2 separate regions of the Mus musculus genome follow, and region 2 is linked to region 1. A link is a loop called in an ENCODE intact Hi-C map of the cell type or tissue named here. Cell type or tissue: left cerebral cortex. All regions are shown on one strand. Each heading gives the region's core, and the rest is flanking DNA. Links, peaks and the distances in the headings are about the cores only.

Region 1 (2,814 bases), core at 290-2,789:
CCTTTGAAATGTCTTATCTTTTAAGAAAGTTTTCAGGATACTGCCAGAGTAGCATCAACCCTAACAAAACACATAAAGTCACTTAGAGGTTCTGAGAAAGGGTTCTTCTCACATATGACTGACTACCTGAGAATTACTGTCCCAAAGGTCTCTGCTACAGCCTCATCCTGCATAAAGCCCACTGCATACACACAACACACAACACACACACACACACACACACACACACACACAAACAGAACCTCTCTCTGTGCAAGCCTGTGCTGCTAATATCTATGGCTGAGGATTACAGCAATCTTCAGCAAGCATGCTCACTTGCCTTTAAAAACTTGCACTGGCACAGTACTCCTAATATACTCATACTGAACTATGGGATGTGTCAGGCAGTCAGGATATTCGATTCCCTTTCTTAATCTTTAGAGAACCTTTCTCTGAATTTCACTTGGACCATACTTTTAGGAATTCAATATAGCATGTTCTAATAAATATTAAGTCATCTGGGGAAAATCTGAGGAAAAAAATATGTAAGATTCATAACTTAAGTCTTATTGAAGATACAGAAAGTGAAGTTCATTAATTTCCCAAAGTGTTTTTTCTCAACCCGGTAATACAATCTCTCAGCAAAATAAAATGTTGTTTTAGAAACCAATTACAATTTAAGAAAGAAAAAATTCTTAATGTGAAATGAAAAACTCATAAACTAGGACAATGAGGGCAAGTCAATACAAAACAAAAAGTTCAGTTTAGTCTCTGCCCCACTGTCAACTTCGGAAAATAATTACCTAGTCAAAAGTACAGGCATGATAGTGTTTTATAACAGTTCCTTTCAACTTCTCTTTTGGCTTTCATATTAAAACTTTCTGTCTCACACACACCATGGACTCTTGGTAAACAACCATATGGGTATTTCTTAAACAACAGATTAAAACTCATATGAACCTCATACTAATAAAGTCACTATCCACTTTTCAAAGAAAAAAAACAGATTAAAAGTAGATCCTACATTAATACTCTTCAATATTACTAAAGAAAGCAAAAAACAAAAAAAAAAAAAACTGAAAACAAATTATACTTTGGCAAAACGATGCTTTTTGTGTCCTCAGCAGGAAGTATCAGCTTGAATCAAAATACTTTTAAAAGCCAGTTTTCCGACCTGTTGCACGGCATAGTAGTAGCCCGTTCCTTTAATCCTAGCGCTCTCTCTGTTCACTGTGCACCAGGTTCATGCTTTTCTTCTGACACTTGTCACCTGGGCAAGTACCTGAAGCCTCTGAGGCTCCCAATAACACACACACACACACACACACACAGCGGGTTATCGCTGCCGCCAACGCATAGCGCACACACACAGACACACACACACACCCCTGAAGCTTGAGGTCTCCCTGAGAGAGAGGATGCCGAACACAGCGGGTTATCGCTGCCGCCAACGCATAGCGCACTTTCTCTACAACTACCCCAAATGTGGTTGCAAACGACCCCTCATATCATCCAGGGCCCGACCTCCAGCGATTACACCAAGAACTCCAACACCCTAGCGTTCAGTACCTCACAGAACACCGAGGATCCCGGCAACTTTTTCAACCTGCAGAGACGCGACTTCGACTTCCGGAGCCGTGGGACACACGCATGCGCACTCCAACCATTCCGCCCGCTTTTTGCTCGTGCTTCCCATAACAAAAGCGAAAGGCAGGCGGGGCCTCGGCCAAGCTCCTCCCAGTTGGTCCCTGCAGAGTAGGAAGCCTGCTGCTCCTCTTTCCACGCCCCTAATGGATTTTTCTGGGGACTAGCGGGGGGGGGGGGGGGGGGGGGAGAACACACTGTTCAAAGGATAGTAACTGGCTTGAAAGAGTCCTAAATCCTGTAGCCAATTGGAACCCTATTCCGAGTGAGACTCCAAATTCTATTTTGTTGAATAAATGGATCAGAGGCAAAACCCTTTGTTAATCTAAGTTAAGCACCCAAATGCACTTTTACACGATGTAAATAGACGAAGATAACAATGTTGTTTTGTTGTTTTTTTAATCGCAATTTAGGGCTATTATGCTATTGCCAGGCAAGTTGAAAAATACCAACAATCCTTTGTTAGTCTGAAGATTTATCGTTCTTTACTATATTTTTGAGTGATGAAAAATTGTCATGAGTTTAGAAACTTTGTAATGATTAATTTCAGAATATAGAAAGCTGAACAAGAGTATGTAGGCTTATATCGAGTGTAAAAAAATTAATTAAAAATTAAATTTTAAAAAGTGTGTAGGCTTTAAAAGTTTATCACGATTATTTGGAGTTATTTGGGAACCCTTTGTATCGGGTTAAAAGGCATTTTTAAACACAGAATAACTTTTTTATCTTTCACAAAATGTTCCACTATTAGTTTAAATTGAGTCTACATCTATTCATTTTACCCACCCACTTTTTTCAGGAAGTGGGGAAAGTTTTGAAATTCCATTGATGAAAATGAAGGTCTTTTGTTCATTCTTTTAAACTACATGCAACATTAATGGCACTGCCTATGTTAATTGTAACTGTTAATCTTTCTCCCTTAAGTTCATCAAAGTTCATCAAAGACTGAGTGCATTGACAAAAATGATGGGATTGTATGCATTTATGGTAGGATGGAAATGATCTCCATTGTTCTATCAATAGAAAAAAATCAGTTAAAGGTATCTTTCCCATGACTGAGAAGAATATTTCCATGTACGTGATTTCCATGTAATTGAGTTAAAGAAATTCAGTGTGATTGGGGCACATTCCACCTATAACATGAAGTCAGAATTTGGCACAATGGAATCGAATATGTGAAGAAAACCAAAT
Region 2 (2,814 bases), core at 170-2,669, 170 kb after region 1:
ATCTCTTTACCTTAGCCTCAGGCAGACTCTTGAGACAAGGGCAAAAAAGAAGTCATATTCTTCACCAAAATATCACAAGAGCAAATTCTAGATAACATAGGAAAGTTCTTTCCCTTTGAAAGCTCTTGAGACAGGCAGGCCACCAGAATTCAATTCACCCTCAGCACTGATGTCGTCCATATTTCTGCTAGGATGGCCCATTAAGCTCCACTTAAAGTACTCCGCAGGTTTACAAACCCAAAGATCCAAAATTTGAATTCATCCAAACAAAAGTATGGTTAGGCCTATCACAGCAATACCCTAGTCCCTGGTACCAACTTCTCTCTTAATCAGGGTCTTGTTGCTGTGAAGAGACACCATAACCAAAGCAATTTGTATAAAATGAAACATTTAACTGGGGCTGACTTACAGTTTCAGAGATCCAGTCCATTATCATCATGGCAGAAAGCATGGCAGCCTGCAGGCAGACAGGGCGCTAGAGGAGCTGAGAGTTCTAAACCTTGATCCAATTGCAACCAGGAGACTTTCTTCCACAGGCAGCTAAGAAAAGGCTCTCTACACTGGGTGAAGCTTGAGCTGTAGCAGACCGTAAAGCCTACCCTCTTAGTCACACTCTTCCTCTAACAAGGCCACACCTCTTCCGATGAGGCTCTAACCTCCTAATAGTGCCACTTCCCACGGGCCAAGCATATTCAAACCATCACAGGCTCCTAGTCTAGCAATAATTCAAAATGTAATTATTCTCATTTCAAAGATCTCCATATTATATCACAGTCCCAACACTGTTTAAATGTCTAAAGTTTCGTCGAATACTAAGGGCAATCTCTTGACTTTGACATCATATAAACTCAAAATATACAAATTCTATAAATCAAAATAAACAAAAAGTATAACTTCTCAACATGCATGGGCTCAGAATACACTTTTCCTTTACAAAGAAGGAAAGATTGGACCAAGGCAACCCTGTGGGGCATAAATCAAATCATATAGGCAATGAGAATAAGAGCATTTTTGTGACATCTGAACAGAAAGAGAGAGCAAGATTAGAAGGAGAATACAGAGTGGAACAACTTAGAAACCATAGATAACATAAAAAAAAAAAAAAACAACTATGAGAGCAATGTACAGAATGCAGAGGGAAGAGAAAAAAAAAAGAGCTGCAGAGAGCAGAAGGAGCAGGCAGACTTCTCCTTACTATGGGACAGAACAGGTCTTTTCTAACTAACAAGGAAGGTTTGGTCTTAGTAAATAAAGAGAACAAAGCTTTACTCCTCTACACTAACTCCTCTAGAGGGGTTACAGGCTTCCTTAAAATAACCTTCCCTAACTTGTCTAAGAAGAAATTAAACAATTGGAGGCCTGCAAACTCAGGTTTAAGTGTGTATCTTTTCTCTGATTGCTCGCTATTATCCCTTGTTTCCCTCCCCACCCAGTTCTCTCAGAGAACCGGGAAAACCTGCCTGCACAGTACTTCCTGGGAAAGAATAGAGATCAACAGAACATGAGAGAAAATTTAGAAAGAAAAGAAAAAAAAACACACAACTAAAATAGAGTAAATGTTGATGAAAGAGGCCAGGAAACCCAGTGAGCCTGGCCTTACTAACACACGTTACTGGACGGTCAAGGCATCTACAAGTCTGTGTCGATGGCAAACACTTTGCATCTGCACAGAATTAACTGCGGACGGATCATACATCAGAACCTCAGGTGCCAAGTGCAGAACTTGTAGAAGACACCGGAGAAACTAGGGTTCTCCATGTCAGCACATCTGCCTTCCCTGGACACAGGAAAAGCAGCTGAGGCGCTCACTGCATGGTGACGTCAGCAACAAGGATGTTTTCACTCCAGGACCCGCGCCCCACACTCTGCGCAGGCGCAGCCCGGGATCGAAGTCAGACGTCCGGCTTCCGCTCCGGAGGTGCAGGGACCTCAGGTGAACAAACGCAATCACGCCGGGCGGCGAGTCTGACCGCCGGTTCCCGCACCCCGGGAGGAACCCCACACAGTCTCCCAAGGCTCCTCCCCGCGTGGGGACGGCGGCCCCGCTCACCATGGCGTGGAGACCGAGCTCGCCCCGCTCTCCTCACAGCTCCCGGCAGCGGGTGGCAGACCAGGACACGGAACCACAAGAGCCTCCCTCAGACCCGAGCCCGAACCTTTAGTATTAGGGAACGGAAGTGCTCTCCCCATTCTGGCTAGCGGATCCATGCGGCCGTGATTGGCTAGTAAGGAATGAGTGACAGCTCCCCTAGTCACCGAGGGCTGTGAAGTATCACAGCACAGTGGTTCCCAGTCCTGGTGTCCGCTCAGGCACAGAACTGTCTCAGACGCGGAGAGACAGGCATTGCCATAGAACTTGCGCCTGTTAGCGTACAGGCAGGTCCACAAGCCTACTCTCGGGGACCTAGCAGAGACTTCTGTCATCAGATGCCATCACCTGCCGATGCCATCAGGCGCGCCCGGTCTGTTTCAGGATGAATGTATCCACCCACCAGCCACCGGAGCTCTCTCCCTACTCGGCAGGCCGTCTCTCTGTTCCCGGTGTGCGCTCCTTTCTCTCTCTGCCTGTCATATGCCCACTTCTCTGCCTCTGTCCCTTCGCCAGGACCTCAGTCCCCCAACCCCCACCCCCCAATAAAGCTTTTTTACACCAGATGCATGGCGTAATTTCTCAGGACACACTTCAGCTCGATCTGCCAAAGCTACTTCACCTCACTCCATTATGTTTCCTAACAGCAGGACTGCACAGTCGTCCCTGCTCTGCTGCACTCAGGAGGCTCCTTAATCTAGGCACAAGGTCTCTAGCATACACAG

Evidence for each region. Hi-C counts contacts between places; a loop is a spot of excess contacts. Peaks named below come from ENCODE experiments on the same cell type or tissue, not always from the same donor. Only the 100,000 strongest peaks of a DNase experiment are listed, where the experiment ranks them.
Region 2: a loop joins it to region 1, with 2.9 times the contacts of the local background. A loop is called at or near these places in 34 of 42 quality-filtered maps.

Annotation. Positions count from the first base shown.
Region 1 is chr17:55,710,992-55,713,805 of GRCm38, forward strand. It overlaps Pot1b (protection of telomeres 1B), which reads right to left and starts at 1,645. Exons shown (of 17, transcript NM_028370.2): 1 at 1,549-1,645. In left cerebral cortex, for the core only: a CTCF peak has its summit at 1,550; a DNase peak (open chromatin) is centred at 1,662; H3K4me3 peaks cover 1,143 bases; H3K27ac peaks cover 238 bases.
Region 2 is chr17:55,876,810-55,879,623 of GRCm38, forward strand. It overlaps Zfp119a (zinc finger protein 119a), which reads right to left and starts at 2,144. Exons shown (of 4, transcript NM_144546.6): 1 at 2,051-2,144. The coding sequence starts at 2,053. In left cerebral cortex, for the core only: no CTCF peak of the experiment used is centred there; DNase peaks (open chromatin) are centred at 1,662 and 2,236; H3K4me3 peaks cover 1,475 bases; H3K27ac peaks cover 1,201 bases.